Regions from separate parts of the Homo sapiens genome. Here regions 1 and 2 are each linked to region 3. Evidence: read pairs that join two places in POLR2A ChIA-PET (ENCODE). Cell type or tissue: CD4-positive, alpha-beta T cell. All regions are shown on one strand. Region 1 overlaps CYLD (CYLD lysine 63 deubiquitinase). Region 2 overlaps TENT4B (terminal nucleotidyltransferase 4B). Region 3 overlaps ADCY7 (adenylate cyclase 7).

Evidence for each region. Peaks named below come from ENCODE experiments on the same cell type or tissue, not always from the same donor. Only the 100,000 strongest peaks of a DNase experiment are listed, where the experiment ranks them.
Region 1: POLR2A ChIA-PET joins it to region 3 with 5 read pairs; 3 of 35 experiments call an interaction of 5 or more read pairs at or near these places.
Region 2: POLR2A ChIA-PET joins it to region 3 with 5 read pairs; 5 of 35 experiments call an interaction of 5 or more read pairs at or near these places.

The regions. Positions count from the first base shown.
Region 1 is chr16:50,779,165-50,783,164 of GRCh38, forward strand. CYLD (CYLD lysine 63 deubiquitinase) reads left to right here. Exons shown (of 19, transcript NM_001378743.1): 9 at 501-880; 10 at 2,082-2,247; 11 at 3,161-3,302. Among named protein-coding and RNA genes, the nearest start is that of CYLD-AS2, 22 kb to the right of the region's middle. In CD4-positive, alpha-beta T cell, a CTCF peak has its summit at 2,159 (motif pointing right); a DNase peak (open chromatin) is centred at 2,157; H3K27ac peaks cover 1,558 bases.
Region 2 is chr16:50,194,539-50,198,538 of GRCh38, forward strand. All of the region lies in intron 1 of TENT4B (terminal nucleotidyltransferase 4B), which reads left to right. Among named protein-coding and RNA genes, the nearest start is that of TENT4B, 43 kb to the left of the region's middle. In CD4-positive, alpha-beta T cell, no CTCF peak of the experiment used is centred here; a DNase peak (open chromatin) is centred at 2,413.
Region 3 is chr16:50,272,110-50,276,109 of GRCh38, forward strand. The region is part of intron 1 of ADCY7 (adenylate cyclase 7); the gene reads left to right. Among named protein-coding and RNA genes, the nearest start is that of ADCY7, 7.6 kb to the left of the region's middle. RefSeq lists enhancers at 1-26, 27-861, 2,273-2,342. In CD4-positive, alpha-beta T cell, no CTCF peak of the experiment used is centred here; DNase peaks (open chromatin) are centred at 291, 2,002 and 2,382; H3K4me3 peaks cover 2,589 bases; H3K27ac peaks cover 4,000 bases.

The sequences.
Region 1 (4,000 bases), 510 kb after region 3:
ATTTAGCTTTTGTTTTTTTCTGAAATAAGCAATGAAGTCTATAAAATTCCCTTATAAGTATTAATTTAGCCATGTTTCACAAGGATTCTTTCTTTCTTTGTTACTTTTTCTCTCTTTTTTCTTTATTGTTAAAACGTATTATTTCTTTTTTGATCCATTAGATATATAGAAGCGTTTCTTAAGGTTTTCGGTATCTTTTTGTACTGCCTTCTCAATTAATTGTATTTTGGACAAAGACTATCACGTATACGATACCCGCTGATAATAGATTTTTTTGGTTTGAACAGTTGGGTGCCATTGACTGAGGTGCATAAATATGGAGGTGGAGAGAGGAGCGAGAACACTGTTGGAGATAATAACTTTGTGATGCCTATGAGAGTACTATTAATAGCAGGGAGGTCAGGTGGGCAGTTGGACTAGATCTGTATATAAATTTTTAGAAATGTAAGACAGAGTCAATATCCTTGAATACATTTCTGTAATTAGGAATAATTTTTTAGTTGCAGAAGACCCTGCAAAATCTCTTACAGAGATATCTACAGACTTTGACCGTTCTTCACCACCACTCCAGCCTCCTCCTGTGAACTCACTGACCACCGAGAACAGATTCCACTCTTTACCATTCAGTCTCACCAAGATGCCCAATACCAATGGAAGTATTGGCCACAGTCCACTTTCTCTGTCAGCCCAGTCTGTAATGGAAGAGCTAAACACTGCACCCGTCCAAGAGAGTCCACCCTTGGCCATGCCTCCTGGGAACTCACATGGTCTAGAAGTGGGCTCATTGGCTGAAGTTAAGGAGAACCCTCCTTTCTATGGGGTAATCCGTTGGATCGGTCAGCCACCAGGACTGAATGAAGTGCTCGCTGGACTGGAACTGGTAATTTAACTTGACCCAAAAATTTCAATTTTTTTCTCTGTGAGGTTTTGTGCAGATTTCGCCCTATTATATGCTTTTTGACAAACTGTTATATTTGTCAGAAAAGCTATCACTGCAGAATAATTTTCTCACCATGTTTTCTGACTTCCCTTTGCCGCCCCTGAAGCTTGCGACCCACTTGTCCTAATGTTAGTTGATTTATGTTCAAGGAATGAAAGTTGATTTTTAGGCCAATCGATTTAGGCTCCTTATATTAAACAGAATTTAGTAAATCAAGCAAATTTGCCATCAGCTTTTCTCTTTCTTCTTCAGCCCCTTCCCCTGGTCAGTTCTAATAATTATATCACTGGCTTTAAAGTTAATCACCATTTTTAGAGATCTTTTGAGACCTTTGCTAGAGGGAAAGGTTTTCCCTTTAGAGATCAGGAGAACATATCATTTGATATTTTGTAATCAGGAAAGGAGAAGTTGAGTATGTTTAGGATTTATTTAGAGATGGGGTCTCACTCTGTCACCCAGACTGGAGTGCAGTAGCACGGTCAGGGCTCACTGCAGCCTCGACCTCCTGGGCTCAAGCTATTCTCCTGCCTCAGTCACCTGAGTAGCTGGAATTACAGACATGTACCATCATGCTTGGTAATTTTTTGTATTTTTAGTAGAGACAGGGTTTTGCCATGTTGCCCAGGCTGGTCTCAAACTCCTGGACTCAAGTGATCTGCCCGCCTTGGCCTCCTAAAGTGCTAGGATTATGGGCATGAGCCACCACACCTGGCCAATTTAAATATATTTCTTTTTTTTTTTTTCTTGTTTGTTTCCATGCTAGTGAATACTATCTTATGGGGCATGGTGGGGAGGCAAGAATGAGGGTTAAAATAAATAGCCTTCTCCTTCCCTGCCTGTTTTAATGCTTGTAGAAATGGTGCGGGAAAGCCCGTTTAACCAGGGGAGGTTGAAGCATATATTCTGAAAGGAAATACAAGAAGGACTTCATGCTGGATTAAGGAAGTCACTTCTTAAATCAGTAGCTGTGGGCTGAAGCACTGATTACTCAACTCCTTTTTCTTGATGAGGTTCTCAGTACAGGTGCGAAGAGGGAGTGGTGAGAAAGGGTATACTAGAAACAGGTCTTAGAAACCTTAGTTCTTTGTATACTATCTCTGTAAGGCACGGTATAATGCATATTGAAGCATTTCTTTTTCAGGAAGATGAGTGTGCAGGCTGTACGGATGGAACCTTCAGAGGCACTCGGTATTTCACCTGTGCCCTGAAGAAGGCGCTGTTTGTGAAACTGAAGAGCTGCAGGCCTGACTCTAGGTTTGCATCATTGCAGCCGGTTTCCAATCAGATTGAGCGCTGTAACTCTTTAGGTATTTGGATGCTTTTTGTTTACTTAACAACCTGGAATGACTCTAATTCTAATCTCATATCATGTTATATTAGGTGATGGTGACAGTGTTTTAATATATTTCTTGCCAACGCTCATTAAGCTTTAAATCAGTAAAAATGTTGCATGGTGTATAAGAAAGTTGTTTTAAGAGGGGACATCTTAAAAAAGTATTAGGACGTGCGTTTGGGACTTATAAAGTGAATAATAGTGTGGTTTGTTTTTCTCTTCCTGTTGATGACAGACATTTAGTTTTCAGCAATACTAGTGGTAGAAATTGAAATGTAACCTTCTTTTTTTTTTTTACTGACTTCCCTCACAGTGTCTTGTTTACAGCAGTGAGTGTATCTTACAAAGAAATCAGCATTTTAGTGTAAGAAGTAGATTTCAACTGATTGCTGGAGGACAGCTCTCCTCATCATGTGTAATTGGTGGCAGTTTCCTGGTGCTGTTCCTTTCCACTTCTACATAATAGTGGAAAAGCATCTTGGGGCTTCAGCAGGTGCAAACAGGAAAGCCATCTTTATGAAAAACACTCTTATTATGTTGAAATAGTACTTTGGAATTTTCATTTTCTTTTCAAACTTGAAAGTGAAGCAACTTCAGATAAATAGTGAAATATTTGGGAAACATATTTTACTTGACAGATGCTTTTTACACATAATACTCTAAAGTGTGTTTTTAAATCTTGGAGGAAATGAAGTTGAAAATGAACAATAGCAATTTTTATAAGCCAAGTCAAATAGCAGTTAACCAAAGCCTACTTTCCACTTAAAGAAAAAATTTTGCATCAAAATACAAAAACATTTTAAAATGAAAAAATATTTATGGGAATACATATTGTAATAGTTTAAAAGAATTCTTTTCATTTACTTTTTTTAAAAAAATCTTTTCAGCATTTGGAGGCTACTTAAGTGAAGTAGTAGAAGAAAATACTCCACCAAAAATGGAAAAAGAAGGCTTGGAGATAATGATTGGGAAGAAGAAAGGCATCCAGGGTCATTACAATTCTTGTTACTTAGACTCAACCTTATTCTGGTAAGTTTAAAAAGAATGCAATAGGTATAGATAGTGCCATGAGGCAGGGACACATACCGGTGTGTGTGTGTGTGTGCGTGTGAGTGTGTGTGAAAGAAACTGCCATCTGCCTCTGAGTAGAGAAACTGGATGACTGTGGGTCAGGATTGAAAGGGAGATTTGCTTTTTATGACATACTCCTTTTAAGCTTTTGAATGTTGTCTCATGTTTCTGTGTCCAGAAAGGTGAATGATATTGGTACAATGGAATAGATATACAGAGGGTATCTGGGAAATCTTTGTGCATGTCTCAAACAACATAACTTGCAGTAAAGCCATTGGCTGTTATGTGCTGTATTTCTTTTAGTAGGTAAAGGCAGTCATAAAACTACTGTCTTTAAAAAAACGATTTTCAGTAGCAGCACTGCTGCCCTCATATATGCAATTTTTTCCAAAGTGGAACAACTTAAGATTTTTTTTTTTTTTTTTTTTTTTTTTGAGACAGAGTCTCACTCTGTCCCCCAGGCTGGAATGCAGCGGCACAATCTGGGCTCATTGCAACCTCTGCCTCCCAGGTTCAAGCGATTCTCTTGACTCAGCCTCCTGAGTAGCTGGGATTACAGGTGTGAACCACCACTTCTGGCTAACTTTCTTTTTTGTATTTTCAGTAGAGACGGGGGTTTCACCACGTTGGCCAGGCTGGTCTCGAACGTCTCACCT
Region 2 (4,000 bases), 78 kb before region 3:
TCTTTTTTTCAGGTTCATTGAATTTGCTTTGAGACAGGGTCTTGCTCTGTTGCCCAGGCTGAAGCGCAGTGGTGCAGTCATGGCTCACTGGAGCATCAATTTCCTGGGCTCAAGCGATACTTGCACTTCAGCACCCCTCCACCCCCACCCGCTCCTTTCCCCCACAGTAGCTGGAACTACAGGCGCTAGCCACCGTGCTTGGCTAATTTTTTTTTTTTTTTTTTTTTTGAGACGGAGTCTCGCTCTGTCACCCAGGCTGGAGTGCAGTGGCGCGATCTCGGCTCACTGCAAGCTCTGCCTCCCAGGTTCACATCATTCTCCTGCCTCAGCCTCCCAAGTAGCTGGGACTACAGGCGCCCGCCACCATGCCCGGCTAATTTTTTGTATTTTTTAGTAGAGACGGGGTTTCACCGTGTTAGCCAGGATGGTCTCGATCTCCTGACCTTGTGATCCGCCTGCCTCGGCCTCCCAAAGTGCTGGGATTACAGGCATGAGCCACTGCACCCGGCCTGGCTAATTTTTAAATTTTTTTTTGTAGACTGCCCAGGCTTGTTTAATTGATTTTCTATGTGATCTTAGGGAAATCGATTATTTCCCATAAACATTTTTTTAATTAGAAGTTAAATTCTGCCTAGTTTGATTCACAGGATTATTGTGGATGACTGAAACAGAGAATAGGTAAGAGCTTCTTTGAAAAATATGAGGTACCATACAGAAGTTAGATGCTTTGTCCTGGTGATACCCCCTCCAAAGCACAGCTAAGGAAATGTGGAAGGCACTCTTATCTCATCATATAGCTTTGAAAGCCTAGCATTGAAAGTACGAACTTGATTCTTTTGGAGAAATCCTTTGGCTCTCAGTGAGTTTACTTTCTATTAATGACTGTGTTAAGCGGAATGAAAACTGAAAGAGGAAAGGGGAGGAAGTCAGAATTAAGCAGGAAGAGTGAGCCCATAGCAGAGTCCAGATTTAGACCCCAAGCTACTTGGAATGATACTGGACAATTATGGGTGTGTTTAATGATGGTCCTGAGTCATGAAAACAAAAGGAGGCTTTAAATTATGTCTGGCTTAGTGTACAGCATATTTTTGTCATTATTCAAGTTTTAGCATGTAAAGAGGAAAGTGTGCAGTACTTATGCATATCATTTTCATTAATGAAACTAAATGAGGCCTCTTTAAAATTATCAGTGTTCACAGTATCTTCCAAAAGACATGTAAATGTATAAAGGTATAAAAAATATACATATAAATTTTACAATTTTGTGAGCTATATAGTAGATCTCTTATTTTGTCCATAGGTCTTAAAGATCTTATACTGTATTCAGGAATAAAGATAACTTCAGTGGGAGGCCTTTACAGGGCTAATGAGTAAGCATTATTTTGATAAAGTTCTGTGTTGTCTACAATAGATATAGTAGAAATACTCTTGGAATGGTAATCATCCCAGGCCCTGCTTTGGAGCGGAAGAAATAGTCAATGTAGAACTTTACAGTATATTGTACACAGATGTGCCTGCTAATAACTTCTGTAGACAGCAAAGTTTAAGAGAAATTAGGTGGTAAATGCAACATATGTATCTAAATAAATTTGGTCTGAGGGATTTGATAAGATGAAACAGTACATAGTCCAGAAAATTTTTATACTCAAAGAATTATAGAAAATATCTGAAATGTTTTCAGTTTTGTGCATATCCAGAAAATGTCATCCTGTGATCTGCTGGTTGGCAGCCCAATGGCAGTATTAGATGTATTGTTTTTATTTTGTTTTGTTTGCTATTTATTTGGTTAAGAGAGTTACCTAATTAGGAGTGTGAAAAAAAAGATTTATTATAGTAGTGGGCTTTTGTTTGACTTAAAACATTTTTGTTGTTACCACAGTATGAGTGCCTTGTTTGTGAAATTTGTTTACCGGGAAGCCATATACTTAGAGTAGCTTTTAGTTTATCATTATCATCATCATCATCATCATCATCATCATCATCATCATCTCCTTCATCATGAAAGGAAGAAGCTACCAATGTTGCTTTATTCTGCAAAAAATACAATAGATGCTTGTTGAAAGTATGGAGTGAAATCTTAAATATGTCTGTTAAAAAGAGTACAACTGGCCAGGGGTAGTGCCTCATGCCTGTAATCCCAGCACTTTGGGAGGCCAAGGCGGGCAGATCGCTTGAGCCAGGAGTTTGAGACCAGCCTGGGCAACATGGTGAAATCCTGTCTCTACAAAAAAAAAAAAAATAGACAAAAATTAGCTGGGTGTGATGGCATGCAGCTGTAGTCCCAGCTACAGTGGGGCTGAGGCAGGGGGATTGCTTGAGCCCAGGAAGTAAAGGCTGCAGTGAGCTATGGTTGTGCCACTGCATTCCAGTGTGGGTAACAGAACGAAACCCTGTCTCAAAAAAAAAAAAATAGTACAACTTTAAGCAGGATGTGGGCACATGCCTGTAGTCTCAGCTACTTGGGAGGCTAAGTCAGGAGAGTCACTTGAGCCCAGGAGCTTGATGCTGCAGTGAGATGTGATTGTGCCACTGCCTTCCAGCCTGGGGATGATAGCAAGACCCCATCTCTAAAAAAAAAACAAAAAACAAAAAAAAAACAGAGTACAACAACCTTTGGTAAACTTGGAATATAAAGGTGTTTCCTTAACCTGTTAAAGAGCTGATAAAGAGTGGTACTTTCAAACCAGTACACATTATGTGAAACACTAGAGACACTTCCCATTTGTTAAAAGAAAAACCTTAGCCAAATTAAATTTAAGTTTTTTTTGGAGACAGAGTCTTGCTTTGTCACCCAGGCTGGAGTGCAGTGGTGCAAGCACAGCTCACTGCAACCTCCGCCTTCTGGGTTCAAGTGATTTTCCTGCCTCAGCCTCCTGCGTAGCTGGGACTACAGGTGTGCACCACCACGCCTGGGTGATTTTTGTATTTTTTGTAGACATGGGGTTTTGCCATGTTGCCCAGTCTGGTCTTGAACTCCTGGGCTCAAGCAATCTGCCTGCCTGGGCCTCTGAAAGTGCTGGGATTACAGGCGTGAGCCACCATGCCATTTAATGGTTTAATTGAGCAAAGAATGATTTGCAAATTGGGCAGCCTCCCGAGCCAGAGTAGGTTCAGAGACTCCAGCACAGCCATGTCGTGGAAAAAGATTTATGAATGGAAAGAGGAAAGTGATGTACCGAAAACGGAAGTGAGGTACAGAAACAGCCGGATTGGTTACAGCTCTGAATTTGCCTTATTTGAACACAAGTTGAGGTTTGTACAGTTGGCCACCTTTGATTGGCCAAAACTCGGTGATTGGCACAAGAGCAGGTTATAGTCTGTTTACATCTCCATTTTGGTTATAGTTCATTATGGACAGAAAAACCTGTAGGTCAAACTTAAAATATGTAAGGAGACAGTTTTAGGCTAAACTTGATTTAACACATTAAATCCGTAACAAGACAGGATGCCTGCCCTCACCATGTTATTTGATCTTATTTTAGTAATTCTAGCCAATGTAGTAGGGCAAGAAAACTGCCTGCTTGGCTACAAAATAAACACACAAAAGTCAGTATCTGTAATATGTGACAGAAAATATAATTAAAAAAAAAAAAAAAAGCCGGGCACAGTGGCCCATGACTGTAATCCTAGCACTTTGGGAGGCCAACGTGGGTGGATCTCTTGAGCTCAGGAGTTCAAGACCATCCTAGGCAACATGGCAAAACCCCGTCTCTACAAAAAATACAAAAAAATTAGCCACGTGTGGTGGTGAGCTCCTATAGTCCCAGCTACTTTGGAGGCTGAGGTTGGAGGATCATTTGAACCTGAGAAGCACAGGTTATAGTGAGCTGAGATCACGCCACTGCACTCCAGCCTGGGTGACAAAGTGAGACTCTGTCTAAAAAAAAAAAAAAAAGAAGAAAAGGAAAGGAAAGTAAAAGAAAAAATAATTTCACTTACTAGAGCATCAAATCCCTAAGATAATTTAGAGCAAAGCCAGAAAAGTGAAGAAAATATAAAA
Region 3 (4,000 bases):
CAGGGTATCAGGACATGCTGGAGGTGACAGGGCAGAAGGAATGGCCATGACCCTCAGACACAGGCCTGTACCCTGGGGAGGAGCTCATGTCCCTGGAAGGCAGAAGGTACCTGCAGTGGGTGATGCCACCACCCGCCTTCTAGGGCCCGGATCCCTGGAGGCCGCTGGACCCAGGGCACCCTGATCGGGGTGCTTTGTCTTCCAGGCCCCAGGCTCTTCCTGCCCTCCAGGGTGCCCTTCCTGCCCCTGTAACTGGCCAGCTTTCCTCATGCTGGCCTCTGAAACAACCTAGTCACACTGCCTCGGGCGCAGCTGACTGAGATCATTGCTTCCTGGAGTCACCGACTGGCTGGGCAGGGAGAAGCCTAGCACCCTGGGATGCAGCTGCTCTGCACAGATGGGGAAACTGAGGCCCTGGGAGCTCTGCAGCCTTGGGGCTGGTGTGTCTTCCTGGTGGGAGCTATGTTGGAGTTGCAGGCCCTGCCCCATTCACAAGCACATCCCTTGGCCTCACTCATGGGAGGGATGTGGACTGGGGGCCAGTCTTGTGGGCTTGTCTTGGTCCTGCTGCTGTTCTTGGGAGTCTGGGTCTCCCTCCTCCTGGGCATCTCCTTGCTGGAGCAGGGGTCCAGGGTGCTGGTGTAGGCTGGGATGAGACCTCCTTCTGTGTGTGTGCGCATCTGGCTCCTGGGCCCCCAGGCCTGTCTCCGGTACCCCCTCTGGCTGGGAGGAGGAGCCCTTTTAAGCTGTCTGAAGGAGCTATTTTAAGGGGGGCCTGGGCTAATGGGAAGTGGCCTCTTTTGATATACCCAGACTCCCTGGAGACACTGCTCCATCCCCTGGGGGCAGGGACCAGCACTTCTGTATCCCTTTGTCAGGCTCAGCTCTCCTGGGCATGGGTACAAGAGCAGAGCTGCCCTTTGGGGGCAGGCAGGAAGTGAGGCTGAGACCCTGGTACTGAAGTGTGTCCCCAGTGCCTGTTTATGTCACGATTTCTCAGGCTGCTCACCCTGGTGTCTGGAGCTGACTGGGGTGGCCCTGGGTGATGGTACTTGCTGTGTGCCCACATCTACGTGAAGCCCCTGAGAACTGGTATTGTTACCAGTCCATTCTGTGGGTTAGGAAACTGAGGCCCAGAGAGGTTCAGGAACATGCCCAAGGTCACACAGCTCCTCCAAGGTGGAGCTGAGATTCACGGCCTGCTGTTGGATCTCAGAGCTTGTGCTCCCAACCACCATGCTTTCCTGCCTTCCCCTTCTGCCCTGCCCTGGCATTTCTTTTCCTCACTTGGCTCATTTATGACAATCTGCCCTCCTCCTGGCATGAGCTCCTCAGGGGACCCATGCCTGTCCTGTGTGTTGTAGCAGCAGCAGTGCCTGCACCTGCTGCAGGCAGGAGCTCAGTGGCACTTGGCAGATGGGGGTCTGGTGGCACCAACATGTGGCCTCTTTCCTGGTGGCAGGATGGGCCCCTTTCCATGTGCAATGGGGGTTTATGAGGTTTTATAGCTATGAGGTCACGTCACTGCTAGAATAGGCCATGGAGCGAAGAGAAGGGTTTCATCCCCATTGCTCAGGTGAGAAACTGAGTCCTGAGAGGCAGGTCACCTGCCAGAGCTCATGCAGTTGGGACTGGGGATTCCAGGGTTGGGGCCCAGTCCTTAGCTGCCAGTTCAGTGCTGGCTGTACCCCCCAGTCTGTGGAGTATGGGGTTTGATGTCCCTGTGTACCAGGCAGGGTTAGATCCTGGGAGCTGGGTAGTGCATGGCTGGACGTGCAGCCAGGTAGTGACAGGTCAGGGTAGCCTGTGCTTCTGTGGGAGGTGCAGGCCCTGGGGAAGCTAAGGAACAAGGCCAGACTGGGAGGGGACCAGGCAGCCTTCCTGGAAGAGGTGGCAGCTCAGGTTGGCCCTGAAGGGCGGGCAGGAGTTCGCCAGGCAGAAGGCATTTGGAGGTGAGGAGGTGGGCGTGTTTTTAGATTGCCGGAGCTGGAGATGAAAGGGTGGGGCTTGTTTGGGGAACCGAAATCAGCCAAATCACGCAGCCACAGAGGAGGCCAGGGAAGCTCTAGAGGCGTTTTTTGGCCAAGGGGTGAGCAGAGATCGGGCTTGGTGTTTTGGGGGGTCCTGGGTAGGTGTGGGAGGCCTCGTTTCGGGGGCCACGGGGCTCCTGTGGCGTGAGACTCCATCACAGTGACCTCCTGTGCCCAATAGCTCCGTAAGGGCAGGGTTTGTGGAAGGAAGGAGTGAGTGACCGGGAATGGGGTCTTGGGCTCCAGGGACAGCCATGGCGAGGGCTCTTCTGTGTGGGTGCAGGTCCGGAAGCTGGGGCTGTGGTTGGTGGGGGAGGCTGGGTGGGGCTGCTTCCCCTGCAGAAGGGCTCTTCCGGGCTCTTGGCGCGGTTTCACGAGGCAGTCCCCTCTGTGTCTCTCGTGCCCCCTAGGCCTGGATCGGGTTCTCAGGAAGCCTCGGGGAAGTGAGGGTCTTAGCGCCTTGGTTTGGGGCTGGGCACTTTGCGAGCTGGTGTCATGGAGGCCAAACTGGGGGCCTCCGGGCCAGGTGGTGGCTTCAGGCTTGCTGTTGGGACAGGAGGCCAGGCTAGGCAGTGACGCCTCACTGAGCTCCATGGGTGGCACGCTGAGCTCTGGGTGGGAGAGGCCTCTCCCACTGACCTCTCTGTGACTGGCTTCTCTGCTGGTCTGAGTGGGAAGGGCCCTCAGAGACCCTGGAGGCCTTTCCTGCCCTGGAGGAGTCAGGCCCAGAGAGGGTGAAGAATTGCCCGAGTCACACAGCTGGTGACAGGGAGAGCTGGGACTGTACCTTACATCACCTGACATTCAGCCCAGGGCTCTATTCCCTGCACTGTGGCAGATGGGGAAACTGAGGCAGGTGGGCCACTCCTCTGCATTCCATGGGAGAGGCAGGAAATTCGACAGGAGCCCTTTGCCGGGTTGGCACTTGGAGCTGTTTTCCTGCTTGCTTTTCCCCAGGGCAAGGTGCTTCCCAGCTGAAAACTGCCTAGGGAGGGTGCTGTTGAGACCGTGAGCACCTGAGAGCCCTGGTCTTTCACTCAGGCCTCTCCTCTCACCTCCACCTGGGAGGCTAAGCTCAGGGTAGGTGTCCTGGCCCACAGGCAGGTGCATGGGCTGGTCCCGCCAGCACCTGCAACCTTCTTGTGCGCAGCTAGCCCAACCTGGGGTCAGGTGGAGGTGGGTAAGTGGGGCCCCCAGCATTAAAGAGCTTCATAGGCTGTCAATTAAGGGGAGGCTAGTGGGCTCTACAGGCCACAGCTACCCAGGGAGCCTTCTTAGGGGAGGAGTTCCTAGGTGGGTCTCAGAGACTCCAAAGTCAGCATTTCCCAAAGGAGGTTCATTAGGGATTCAGTGCAAAAAGAGTCTCATTAACAAAAGGATGGGGAAATGTTCAGCTGTGTTTAATTCAGCAGGCTTCTTTCCTGCAGGACTTGTCAGAGCCTTTAATTTGCTAATGTGTATGGGGGATCTTTAAATGGGGAAGAGGAGAATGTTGAGCTCAGCACCACCTGTGACCAGAAATGGCTGTGGATGTGTGTGGCTGCGCATATGTAGCTTTTCATGTTCCTGCTTTTGGGCAGAATGCACCTCAGGAAATGCAGATAGAGAGTTAATCTGCACTGGGCCTTGGAGAGGGGCAGGCCTGGGTTCGAATCCTAGCTCCACTGTTTCCTAGCAGGTGGGCTTTGGGCTTGGAGGTTAAGGTCCCAGAGTCAGTTGCCCTGGCTAGAAATGGAGCGAGAGCACCCCCGCCCACCACCCTTGGGTAGCCCAGCCCATTCATGGTTCTCTGCAGGTTCTCAGAGGAGACAGCCAGCCAGGTGGTTTTTGGCCCAGTTTGTCTCCCGGCTGGGCTCAGAGGTCGCAGAGCTTGTCTTGAGGCCTGGGTACTGTGCCGTCTCCTGCCAGCAAGCCTGGAAGGCTTGGGCCGAGGACCCGACTCTGCCTGGGATGTCACCTGTGAGCTCCCT